Regions from separate parts of the Homo sapiens genome. Here region 2 is linked to region 1. A link is a contact called in ENCODE Hi-C or POLR2A ChIA-PET data. All regions are on one chromosome and are shown on one strand. The core of a region is the stretch at or near the end of the contact, and the rest is flanking DNA. Distances in the headings are between cores, read along the strand shown.

The links. Hi-C counts contacts between places; a loop is a spot of excess contacts on that map. ChIA-PET counts read pairs that join two places held with the same protein, here RNA polymerase II (POLR2A). Pooled maps may share reads with other maps.
Region 2: a loop to region 1 is called in a pooled map, with 11 times the contacts of the local background. The contact joins the promoter of ZNF879 here to the promoter of SQSTM1 in region 1. A Hi-C loop is called at or near these places in 3 of 50 pooled maps. POLR2A ChIA-PET finds 5 or more read pairs at or near these places in 2 of 52 experiments (A549 and HEK293).

Annotation. Positions count from the first base shown.
Region 1 is chr5:179,815,931-179,822,496 of GRCh38, forward strand. It overlaps SQSTM1 (sequestosome 1), which reads left to right and starts at 4,975. Exons shown (of 8, transcript NM_003900.5): 1 at 4,975-5,211. The coding sequence starts at 5,007. RefSeq lists silencers at 752-1,201, 1,312-1,381, 4,780-5,029, 5,140-5,399, 5,410-5,589 and 1 more and enhancers at 2,345-3,054, 2,757-3,956, 3,010-3,309, 3,710-3,869, 4,477-5,186.
Region 2 is chr5:179,020,192-179,026,757 of GRCh38, forward strand. ZNF879 (zinc finger protein 879) reads left to right here and starts at 3,613. Exons shown (of 5, transcript NM_001136116.3): 1 at 3,613-3,713; 2 at 4,779-4,846. The coding sequence starts at 4,814. RefSeq lists an enhancer at 3,241-3,742.

The sequences.
Region 1 (6,566 bases), core at 3,725-6,224:
GCAGGGACAGGCACAGAACAAAGTGGGTGCACAGGGACTCGCAGGGAGGTCGAAGAGCTGAGTCTCGTCGGGAGGCTGAGGGGGAAGAGCGGGCACTGGGCTGCGAGTGTGCAGAGCTGGAGGTGGGGGACTGCGGTAAGTACCCGTCCTGGGGTGCGGGCCCTGCTGGGAAGCATTGGGAGCAAGAAGGGTTAGATCCTCAAAGGAGGATAATTCTTCCAGAAGGTTTTCTTTGTTTTGTTTTGTTTTGTTGAGGCACCAAGATTGGAGTGCAGTGGCGCCATGTCAGCTCACTGCAACCTCCGCCTCCGAGGCTCAAGCAATTCTCTTGCCTCAGCCTCCCGACTAGCTGGGACTACAGGCACCTGCCGCCACGCCCAACTAATTTTTTTAATTTTTAGTACAGATGGGGTTTCACTCTGTTGGCCAGGCTGGTCTCGAACTCCTGACCTCGTGATCCGCCCACCTCGGCCTCCCAGTGCTGGGACTACAGGTGTGAGCCACCGCGCCTGGCCTCTTCCAGAAGGTTTTCGATGGCAGCAGGTGGAGGGGAGCGAGAGGGCCATCGCTCCTGCTGCAAGGGCAGCCCCTCCACGGGATCCCACACTCCTGACCCGTTCAGTATAGACGGGGTACTCCCGGTGCGGCCTGTCACCGCTCTGTCTGGCGCTGGCGCTCCTAGAGAAGGCCATGCCGACCTCTCCCCCACCTCGCTCCAGATTCCCCTTCTTGAGCTGCTTTTCCCACAGTCCCCCCAGGCGCCACTGAGAGCCTCCCGTCTTCGATGGGCTTGGGGCGCCTGGACCCTTCCGGGGTCACTTTGCCGTCTTCCTCCAGCCCCCCTCCCTACTCCTTGTCGCCGCCCCCCCGTCTTTTCAGGACCTTGCGCACTCAGGCTGGCCCTATGCTTTGGGGTACCCCAGCAGTGCCCCCGGGTCTCCGGCCACCCGGTGACGGAGGGAGGGAGAGGCTGGCGAGGGGGCGGCGCCTTAGGTCCCAGCGCGACCCGCCTCTCAGCCCCTCCCGCCGGCTACAGCCGCGCGGGACGGGGCAGGGACCTCGAGAACACCGGGGACTTGCGGGCCGGTGGCCCCGGGCAGGCCACTTCTGACGCGGGTGCGAGGCCTTCCGCGGGCGTGCACGGTTGGGCCGGAGCCGCGCCGGGGGCCGGGACACGCCTGGGGTCAGCGCTGGCGTCGCCGCTCGGGTGGGGTGGGCCGGGTTCGGGTCCAGTCTCCTCCCCACGGGCGGCCCGCGCCCCGTCTTCCAGTGACCCCCACATCCCTTGCGCCCCGAGCTGGAACTTCGGCAGGTTCTGCCCCGGGCCGCGCGCGCTTTCTGGGGACCAGGGCTGTGGTTCCTGCTCCGCGTCGTGCCTTTAGACACCGCCGGGCGTTCGTCCTCCATCCCTCCCCCCTTTTCCCCACTCCGCGGTTGACGAGGGCCGCCCCCAAGTGGCCATGTCCCCCGGCATGGACGACCCCTCAGTGCCCCTGAGGGCCCAGGGTCTCGCCCCCGTCCCGAGGCAGGCCATGTTTGAATTTATTTGGAGAAATTCGCCCAGCCCAGGGGACCTCTTTCTGCAGCTCTGGCCTTCCAGTAGGAGAGGGTCCCTGGGGCTCTCAGGCCTGACAACTTGGCATCACTGAATTCTCTAACCATGTCTGTCCATGACTTGAACTCCTTTTCTTTTAGAAAGATCTTTGCAAACCCCTTGTGGGCGTGCCCCTCCCATGGCCCCCGTGCCTCTTGCCTGGGCTTTGGGCTTGTCTGAAAGGGCTAAAAGGGGGTGATGCCTGGCCGGGCGGGTGGCTCACGCCTGCAGTCCCAGCACTTTGGGAGGCCGAGGTGGGCGGATCACCTGAAGTCAGGAGTTCAAGACCATCCTGGCCAACATAGTGAAACCCATCTCTACTAAAAATACAAAAATTAGCAAGGCTTGGTGGCAGGCACCTGTAGTCCCAGCTACTTGGGAGGCTGAGGCAGGAGCAGGAGAATTGCTTGAACCTGGGAGGCAGAGGTTGCAGTGAGCTGAGATCGTGCCACTGCACTTCAGCCTGGGTGACAGAGAGAGACTGTCTCAAAAAAAAAAAAAAAAAAAAAAAAAAAAGTGATGTCCAGTGCCTGGGGATTTTTCCTAGGGAGTGGTCAAGGAAGGCCCCGCTGAGGAGGAGACATTTAGGGTGGGAAGTTGCCATGTAGGGCAGGAGTGGAAAGGGTTTTGGACCAGAGGGAGAGCCAGGGAAAAGTCACCAGGTAGAATGAGCTGGCATGATTAGGAAGATGGCAAGGGAGGGCTGTGGCCCTCCCATGTGAGTGGAAGGGAGTGGCTGCAGCGCAGAAGGCCTGGAGGCCCCCGCACAGACCAGGACCTCTGTAGAGGAACTCATCCCCTGTGTCCCCTGTGATTGTCAATCTCCCTAAAGATGGCCCAGAGCAGTGCGGCCTGAATCCCTCAGTGGCCTTGTCTCTGGCTGCCCCAGCACCCACGCGGACACTTGACTCCACGCCCCAAAGAAAAGAAGCGAACCTGGGAACACCACTGCCAAGGCATAGGATTATTTGGGAGGGGGGAAGGGGGAACTGAGGAGGTGGTTACAACATGCTGGGCAGCAACAGACAGAACCAGACCACCCCTGTGGCTGCCCCGGCTGGTCTCCTGGGACCACTGGGCGCTTGGCTCAGGCCTCTCCTGCCCTCCCCACTCTTCCACCTCAGCCCCCCTGCAGTCTCTGTCCTGCCCTGACCCCCCAGCTTACAGCCCCAAAAGCAGCTAAACAACTCGCACACCCACGGGGCATCGCCTGGGAGGGCAGCCCAAATCCTTCCACTTCAGCCCCATTTGAAAGATGAGGAAATGAGAGGCTGGTCCATAGTGGGTCTCGCGGCTCAGGTGCCGAGCCTTCCCTGGGCATGCACGCCGGGCCCTGGAGGGTGGGAAGGGGCCAGTGGACGCGGGGAGCCTGCGGGGTGGGACTGCATCGGGAAAGGGGAAGGAGTCAGAGGCGAGAAGGGGGAGAGTGTCTGTCTGGCTCCAGCCGCTGCACGCTCTTCCTGCTCAGGGGACTCACGGTGACCCCGGAGCCACTCCCCAGCCCAGCCTCCAGGTAAGAGGTCACTGAGATGGGTGGCAGCAGGGGCCGGGGATCCCCCTATTACGACAGCGGTCATGGGACGCTGACTCACTGCCGGCCAGACCACCTGACCTCCGCGGCGGGAGGAGAGGGCCCTGCCAGGGGGTTCCCGCCGCGCCTTGTTTACCTCCGGGAGGCCTCGGCCTCGCGTGGGGGCAGGGCGGCCGCTGGGGCCGCAAGGCGTGCGGGGAAGGGCCAGAGCCGGGTGTCCACCCCAGCTTCCCAAAGACTCCCTCTTCTGTGCTTCCTTCTCCCCTCCCCGCCCCCCCCCCAGTCTCTTCACATGCCCCTAGCCCCCGCGGAAACTTCCCGCGATCCCAAACGGGCCAAATGGCGAGAAAGCAAAGGAGCTCCTTCTTGGGGGTGAGTGGGGCGCCTTGAGCGCTTCCTCAAAGCTATGTTCCCAGAGCCACAGGCCTTCCTTGTGTCCCTCACCCTGCTCAGACCGGGCCATAGCCGGGGGCTGGGGCAGGAAAGCCGGCCCTCGGCGGGGGCCACGTGGCTCTCAGGCGCCTGGGCTGCTGAGTCACGCTTGGCCAGCACCTGTCTGTAGGCCACAGCCTCTGCCAGCACGCCCCTCTGTGTCCCCTGCCCCTGTCTGCAAGGCAGTGGCTCCAGCAGGCCCTGGGGCATTTTCCACTCTCCACCGCCGGATGCAGGGAGAGGCCTGAACCCTCTCCACAGGGCTGCTCTGGGCAGGGTGGAAGCCTTGCCCACTTCGGAGCCCTCCGGGAAGGATCATTCACACCTGTGGACCAGCCCCTGCTGTGCGCACACCCACACATCACCTTCGCACCTGACTGGCCCCATCCAGCCACTCTTGCCTCCCTCTGGGTTTCCTCCCCTGGGAGGTTTCTCCAGCTCCTGCAAGCCCTGGGCTGAAATGGCATGAGTTGGACCCAGCAGGTTCTGACCTCCTACTCACAGGACCTTGCCTGGGAGGCTCCAGAGGGTGACCACTCGTCCTGCCCCTCTCCTTGCCCCAGTTCTGGCGGACAGGTTACTCTGGTGGCATAAAGCAGTGTTTCTTCCTTCCTAGCTGAGGAGGCTGTTGGCTGACCCCCTTGGCTGCCCACAAGGCCAACGGGCCTGAGCCCCCACAGGGCCATGGGCATTACCTGCTGAATTGAGGAGCCCATAAGGAGTCACTTGGACCACAGTGAACACTTGGCGACCACTGACACTCAGGAGACCTTAGCTGGTCCTCCAGCACCTCTCAACTCCACTCCTACTAAACTGGGAACTTCTCTGGTGCTCAGGCCAGAGTCGGGGTCCGTCACCGAGTATGCTATGCGCTGCCCATCACCGAGGATGCCATGCGCTGTAAGAGGGCTGCCACCGCGGCAGGCTGACCATGGCAGGGTCGGAACAGCAACCTGAGAGCCAGCTTGTTCTGGCCAGCAGTGCCCACTGGGCGACCTAGCAGCCTCCTGATATGGGGGCTGTGTCCCCCTCTCCCTGCACTGGGTACCCCCAACTGAGGATATTGCTGAGTCATGGCCAGGCCCAAGCCTGGGAGGGGCGAGGGGCTGGACCCCCGCCAGTACCCTGATCCCAGGTGCAGAGGCTGGAGCCCAGGCCTGTATGAGTGCCAGGGCCGGTTTCCTGGGGTCCTTGGTGCACCGGGGCAATGAAGAGAGGGGTCAGCAATGAGGGGGCCGGGAGACCTGGAGCGAGGGGTAGCGGGGAAGGGGAGAGTAGTGAAGGGGCCTCTGCAGGGCGGCTCTCGCGCCGCGACGACGGTGGCGGGGGCGGGGAGGGCGCGAGAGACTCCGCCCCTCTCGAGGCGGGGCGGGGCCTCCGCGTTCGCTACAAAAGCCGCGCGGCGGCTGCGACCGGGACGGCCCGTTTTCCGCCAGCTCGCCGCTCGCTATGGCGTCGCTCACCGTGAAGGCCTACCTTCTGGGCAAGGAGGACGCGGCGCGCGAGATTCGCCGCTTCAGCTTCTGCTGCAGCCCCGAGCCTGAGGCGGAAGCCGAGGCTGCGGCGGGTCCGGGACCCTGCGAGCGGCTGCTGAGCCGGGTGGCCGCCCTGTTCCCCGCGCTGCGGCCTGGCGGCTTCCAGGCGCACTACCGCGGTGAGCGGGCCGGGGAGCGGCGGGGGCGGTGACGCAGGCCGGACACGGCCTCCTGCCGCGGGGTGGCTGCCCCCTCCCTTCTCGGCGACGCCTGGCGGGCCGTGAGGGGGTCTGCGCTGGCTGCTCCCTGGATGGCGGTGGCCTGCATGGGTCCCCAGTTCGGCCATGGGAGCCGGCCTGGTGACTGGAGTGGTGACCAAGGCCGGGACCCGCTGCTCAGCGTCGGCCCCCTGGGGCGGTGGAGCCCTGCCGGCCGGGGGCTCGAGCCTGGGGGCGTCAGACGCCCCGCTCCACCCCCCGCGCTGTTGGGGATTTTGGCAAGGACGCGCCGGGGCGAACGCTCTGGCTCTCCGCGGGCACTGGGTGGTCAGGCGGGCACTCGGGTTACACTGACACCTTGCTGCGCCAGGTGGTGGGTTCAGATAATGCCCTGGAGGAGCCGGGCGAGCGCCGGCGAGGGGAGGGAGTGACGCGGGTAAACAAGCGCGGGGGTGCGGGGGACTCGCGAGCGCCGCGACAGCGCCTGGGAGAAGGGCACGGATCGCCGGCGGAACGCTCCGAGCCAGGTCGAGTACAGATGTTTTCCCATTGGCAAGTGGACGAGAACGTTCTTCAGAAGTGTTGGTGTTGGCACAGAAGCCCTGTTTCCTGCTGCGCTGGTGTGACCAGTGGCTGCTGGGGGTGGGGTTAGGGAGGTGGTTGTGGCCAGGAGGGCGGGAGGTGGCCAAGGCCGGCCCCTGGGAGGGTGCAGTGCTAGGACCTCCCTCTGGAGCGCTGCCAGCATACCAGGCCCTCTCCTATTCTTAAAAAAAAAAAAATTGTGATGTTATTGAGCTGTAACTGAAATAAGGGTTCACCCATTTAGTGTACAAGTCAGTGGTTTTCACTATTTTCATAGGTTTGTGGACCATATTCAGTGTGAGAGCTTTTCATCACCTTATAAACGCCATACATACCTTTTATCACCCTCTTATCCACATGCCCCCAGCAACCTCCTTTCTGTATCTATTCATCTTGCAATCCTGGACATTTCATGTAAATAGAATCAGACAATGTAGTCTTGCAAGTGGTTTCTTTCACTTAGTGTAATGTGTTCAGTGTTGTGGCACATATCAGAACTAGTTTTTTTTGGAGGAATAATATTCTGTTGTGTGGACAGGCCATGTTTTGTTTACCTGTTCATTAGTTGACAGACATTTGGGTTGTTTGCATCTTTGGGTGCCTCACCTGTGCCCTCGGTGGATGGCGTGGTTTGGTCTGCACAGCTGTGCTTTAAAGCCATTTCAGCTCATATGTATCTGTCACAAATGGAGACTACATACAAATACGTGTCTTTCAGCTTTGTTAGGGAAGGA
Region 2 (6,566 bases), core at 2,363-4,862, 800 kb before region 1:
CAAGAACCTTAGCATGCCATCGCATCTTCTATTCCTTCACTGTCACTCTCTTTTGTGATCATCTGGGTTTTTCATCCTGTTATTAAATTACCTTCAAAATGCCTTAAGAATCATTTTGACTCAGATACATTTTACTTGTTGATTTACTTACTACAGTATCTTGTAATCCATGCAAGTTTTACTTTCTTCGATTCTTCTTTTTTCTTTTCTTTTTTTTTTTTTTTTTTGAGACGGAGTCTCGCTGTCGCCCAGGCTGGAGTGCAGTGGTGCGATCTGGGCTCACTGCAGGCTCCGCCCCCCGGGGTTCACGCCATTCTCCTGCCTCAGCCTCCCAAGTAGCTGGGACTACAGGCGCCCGCCACCACGCCCGGCTCATTTGTTTGTATTTTTAGTAGAGACGGGGTTTCACCGTGTTAGCCAGGATGGTCTCGATCTCCTGACCTCGTGATCTGCCCGCCTCGGCCTCCCAAAGTGTTGGTGTTACAGGCGTGAGCCACCGCGCTCGGCTAATTTTTTATATTGTTAGTAGAGATGGGGTTTCACTGTGTTAGCCAGGATGGTCTCGATCTCCTGACCTCGAGATCTGCCCACCTCGGCCTCCCAAACTGCTGGTATTACAGGCGTGAGCCACCGCACCCGGCCTTTTTTTTTTGGGGGGGGGGGGACAGGTCTCCCTGTGTGGCCCAGGCTGGAGTGCAGTCGTGAAATTTCGGCTCACTGCTATCTCTGCCTCCCTGGCTCAAGTGATTCACCCACCTCAGCACCCCACCCCAACCCCTAGTAGCTGGGACCATAGGCGTGCGCCACGATGCCCGGCTAATTTTGTTTTTGTGGTTTTTTTTTTTTTGGAGGGGGGTGGGGAGACATGGAGTTTCACTACGTTGCCCAGACTGGTCTCGCGCTCCCGAGCTCAAGCCATCTGCCCACTTTGGCCTCTGAAAGTGTTGGGACTACAGGTGTGAGCCACTGCGCCCGGCGGGATTCTTCTTTTTTTAAATGAGTTACATTCATTACTAATTCTAGCAGAGATACTCTATGAATTGGAATCTATGTAAATACATTCATCCTCCAAATGCCTTTGCTTCACTCACAATCCAATGCAAGATTGGAAGGTTATAGTATTCTACAGAATCTATAGTACTCTATTTAAATTCCAAATCATTTTCTGTTTGAAATCTGAGGACATTGCTCCACACCATCTTCTAGAACCCGTGTTGCTGAGAAGCCTGATGTCAGCTGCACTTTCTTTGGTTCGTCTAGAGTAGTGGACTTTCTTGGTTACCTAATATCCTCTCGCCTTCCTAATTCTCAACAGAACCTAGATTTTGTTTACATATCCACATCACATCCAGCTCCTGAGGATCAGGGTGGAGAAAAGGAAGAAACGTGTTTGTTTGTTTTTTTCTGAGAGTGTCGCTCTGTCCCCCAGGCTGGAGTGCAGTGGCGCGATCTCAGCTCACTGCAACCTCCGCCTCCCGGGTTCAAGCAACTGCCCTGCCTCAGCCTCCCAAATAGCTGGGATTACAGGCTTGAGCCACCACCCCCGGCCAAAACCTGGTTTTTGCTGACATCATAGAACCACCGATTCTTCTCTAGCCGGAGTCTGCCCCAGTGATTTCTTGCTATTCCTTATTCATTTCAGCCAACTTGAGCAGTTCCATCTTCTGTGACTTGTAGCAAATAACACATGCCAACCTTTTATTCCGTCTTTTCTGGCCACTTTTAGGGGTTCCTATTTATCCTCAGAGTTGTGATATTTCATCGAGGATGTATTTTTTATGGGCCATCCCTACCCTAGCTCATTCATTATGCCAAACTCCCTACATTTTATTTACTCTGAAGACTCAGGGCTTCCTCAGCTTGAATGTGTTTTCTGCTATATCTCTATCACTATTTCTGTATGTAATCAATCTGTTATTATTCCCCCTCCCCATTTTCTCTGCTTTCTTCTGAATCTTTTTATTAGATTTTGGGTATCAGAGCACTTGTCTCCTGCATGTCTTCCAAATGTTTCCTCAATTTCTGGTGTTCTGATGGTATTTTTCTAGAGTTGCATTAGATTTGCTCCTTTGAAAATTATATGTGTTTGGGGTTACTTTGAAGAATATGAAGAGAAAAAGGGAGGTAATCATGGGTACTCAGTCTGGCACCTTTTACTTTGTAAATCTCAATGCTATGTTGTTTTGTCAATAATGGTCTATAACTGTCATATCTTTATTATTATTATTTTAAAATAATAATTAAATATAGAAATAACATATGGTCCAGAAATGGAATTGCCCATGTGTTAATTCTACATTTAATTTTTTTTTGAGGAACTGCCATACCGTTTTCCAGCGCAGCGCTACCATTTTACATTCCCACCATTAAGGCACAAGGATTGTTTTCTGGTTTTCTTTTTTTTCCAAATTTTATAATAGCCAACCTAATGAGTGTGAAATCGCAGTGGATGTTTGATCTGCTTTGATCTGCATTCCCCTAATGATTAGTGATGTGCATTATTATCTTTTAACAATATAAAACATCCATTTTGTTCGATTTAATTATTTTTACATTGCAATAATCTTTGTATTGTTGTAACATCGTGATCCAAGATTTCTTTTTCATATTATCTACCTGATATCTCTTAGTCCCTCTCTGCATTTTCTATCTTCAAGTACCCTTTGTGTTTAGGTTTGTCTCTGTAAACGCTAATGTTTGATATTTTAAAAATCAACACTTTCTGAGCACATAGTATTTGGCGTGTACAGTGCCGGTCACCGAGGATGCAGTTGTGATGATAGCGCTGGGAGTTGGGCTTTATTTTACGTTTTAAAGAAGTCACTTCAAAAGAAGTGAGTGCCATGAAGAGGGAAATACTAGGCTTATGCTTTTGTTTTACTCTGAGTGCCAGTAAATATGTAAAGATTACAAAAATTTATTTATTTATTTATTTATTTATTTGAGACAGAGTCTTGCTCTGTCACCCAGGCTGGAGTGCAATGGCGCGATCTGAGCTCACCGCAACCTTCGCCTCCCAGGTTCAAGCGATTCTCCTGCCTCAGCCTCCCGAATAGCTGGGATTACAGGCATGTGCCACCACGCCCGACTAATTTTTCGTGTTTTCGTAGAGACAGGGTTGCACCATGTTGGCCAAGATGGTCTCGGTCTCCTGACCTTGTGATCCGCCCACCTCGGCCTCCCAAAGTGCTGCGATTACAGGCATAAGCCACCGCGCCCGGCCGAGATTATAAAATTTAGACATAATTCATTTTTAATTAAAATCGCAGAATGGACTGTAATAGTTCTGTCACCACCTGCGAATAATCAGCAGCGGCTAGTCTTCCAGATTTAAAAATTCATACTCACTTTTCCGTCTTACTATTTTTGTCATTCTAATTACGAATACAATGGGTGGTTTAGCGGAGGGAGAGTAGTTGGAGCCCAAGCTGAGGGACTCGGCTTCAGCCTTCTCGAACTCCACAGCCCGACCGCGTTCTCCGCTCTCGGCGCTGTGGTTCTCTCTCGGACACCGTAAGTGGTGGTGCCGCAGCGACGTCTGGGAAATGAAGTCCGGAGGGACAAACGCTGCGGTTCAGCCAGGGAAACCCGTCGGCTCTCCGGCGCGCAGGCGCAGTTGCGCCCGGCAGCGACGGGAAACGTCTCTGAATTAGGTGTTCCGCTCGCCTCTTGTGCGGTGTGGAGCTGCGCGCCCCCCGCCGAGGCGGGCCCAGGTACAGGCTGCCGGTGAGGGCGGGCCCGGGGCGTGCGGCTGCCGCGGCGGGACCAGGACGAGGGCTGGCCTCTGCGCGTGTCTGCCGAGTCCCCGGCTCCGGGCGTCCGAGCCGGGGCGGCCTCGGCAGGTGAACCCGGCCCCGGAGGGGGCGTGGCCTGGGAAGGGCCTGGCGGAGGCCGGGAGGGCGCTTCGACGCCGCTGGACTCCTGGGCCGCAGCCTGGGCCGGACTCCGGGGGAAACGGCTCCAGAACAGAAACTGCAAAATGCCGCCTCGGTTCAGGGTCCGGAGCCCTCCGGGCGGTTTTTCGCTCTTAGTGTTTGTGGGTTTAAGCCTCCCCCTACTCCGTTTCCCGGAGTTTAAACTTTAGATTTACTCGTTTTTGGCAGTCTTGCACGTTTGGCAGTGTTTTCCTACAGCCAGTCCTAGAGTGATTTAACTATTTCTTTTTTTATTTACCGTAACCATGTCCACTTGCTACGTTTCTTCCCATTTCTCTAAATTTTAAATCAATTTCTAGCTAGTGATGCTGTTTTCTTGCGCCCTTGTTTTTTTGGGGCCAGGGAGAATGGGTAACGCTACCTTTAAGCAGCTTTGATAACTGTTTTTGATAAAGGAAGTAAATCTTACAAGAGGAAGAAAAGAGGACTAATTTTTGGTTGGCTGTTCCTAAAAAAGAGCATCAGTTCTTCAACTGCTGTTTTTCGTATTGAACAACATCCAAGTGCAGATGTGTGGAATATTGTGTCATTTCCTATTACTTTATCTGAATGAGCCTTGCCTGATTCTGCCCTTGACCCTGTTAAGGCACGGCAGATGGTCTTCATCCCTTCGCTCCTTTCGTCTTTATCGTAAAGCACTGGCAGAAAGGTAGCAGGCCCGGTGACTCTGAACCTGCTTCCCACACTGGTTTAAGTGGCCGGACTTAGGGCCCCTCTGGCCTGGGCAGTTCCAGGCTCCTTCTCTGCAGGTGCTCAGCTTATGGCTTCTAACCTGGTCTGGCCTAATGAGGGTGGGCATGCAGGCTGGATGAAAAGACCTCACAGCTTTTTTCTCCATTCCAGGTGCCTTCTCCAAGAGAGGCAGCAGGGAGGGAGAAATGGCAAGGAGGTTGCTGCCAGCCCATGTACAGGTGAGTGAAGGCTTCTTTTTGCTTGAACTGCCTTCAGGGTCTAGACGTGGTAAACTTCTTCATCTGTTGTTGAGCTTCTCTACCCAGTGAAGCTCAGGGAAGGACCAGAGGGCTTGGTAGCTGAGAAACTCTGGAAGGAAGGTGTTTCCCTTGCCTCAGAGCCTGTCTCATGCTTTTTTTTTTTTTTCTTTCCCTTTTTTGAGACAGGGTCTCACTCTGTTACCCAGGCTGGAGTGCAGTGGCACGGACATGGCTCACTGCAGCCTCAACCTCCCTGGTAGCTGGGACTACAGGCATGTGTGCCACCACACCCAGCTAATTTTTGTATTTTTAGTAGAGACCAGGCTTCAACAAGTTGGCAAGGCTGGTCTTGAACTCCTGACCTCAAGCAATCTGCCCGCCTCAGCCTCCTAAAGTGTTGGGACTATGGGCGTGAGCCACCGCGCCCGGCCCCCAGTCTCATGCTTTTTGACAAAGAATTTAATGGGGCTCCAATGCCAGGCCACTGCCACTACCAGAGCTTTGTGAAAGATCCAGGTGTTTTTGCCCTGTGGAGGACAAAGACACGGAGGAGTTAAATAATTCCTTCCTAACACGGGGAATTTGAAAAAGAGAGGCCCTGTATTCCCAGGACCTTGGGAGGCCAAGGTGGGCAGATCACTTGAGGTCAGAAGTTCAAGACCAGCCTGACCAACATGGTGAAACCCGGTCTCTACTAAAAATACAGAAGTTAGCTAGGGATGGTGGTGCATGCCTATAGTCCCAACTGCTCTGGAGGCTGAGGCAGGAGAATCACTTGAACCCGGGAGGCAGGGGTTGAAGCGAGCGGAGATCATGCCACTGCACTCCAGCCTGCGTGACACAGCGAGACTCCGTCTCAAAAAAAAAAAAAGCCAGGTGTGGTGGGTCTGGTGGTGCGCTCCTGTAATCCCAGTTAGTCCGGAGGCTGAGGCAGGAGAATCACTTGAACCCGGAAGGTGGAGGTTGCAGTGAGCTGAGATTGTGCCATTGCACTCCAGCCTGGTGACAGAGCAAGACTCCATCTCAAAAAAAAAAAAAAAAAAACAAAGAAAGAAAAATATGTCTGAAGGAGATAAGCTTTGTACGCCTTTGTGATTCTGTACAGGATGCTCAATTCAGCATTTCTAGAGTATGAACAAAGTGCAAACAACCTAAACATCCAGTGCTAGGGGAGTTACATAAACTAGATCATCTGTACACTGAACTACTGGGCAGCATGTAAACAGTGGTGACCAGGATGCTGTTATTTGTATAATGTGATTTTATTTTTATTTAAATATAGAACCATATTTGCATGAAAATCACCTGAAGAGACATAGCAAAAAGTTAACTTTTTCTGGTGGTAGAAAGTTAGATGAGCACTTCTTGTTGTTTTGCTTATTGATCTTTTAGAATTTTCTAGTAAGCTTTTTTAAGATGATTCGTTTTGTTTTGTTTTTTAAGAGACAGGATCTTACTCTGTTGCCCAGGCTGGAGTGCAGTAGTGTGATCACACGTCACTGCAGCCTCGACCTCCTGGGCTCAGGCAAGCCTTTTGTCTCAGCCTTCTGAATAACCGGGACTACAGGCGCATGCCACCACACCCAATTAATTAAAAAAAAATTATTTTTTGCAGAGATGAGGTCTCTCTATGTTGCCCAGGCCGGTCTTGAACTTCTGGGCTCAAGTAATCCTCCTTTCTCGGCCTCCCAAAGTGCTG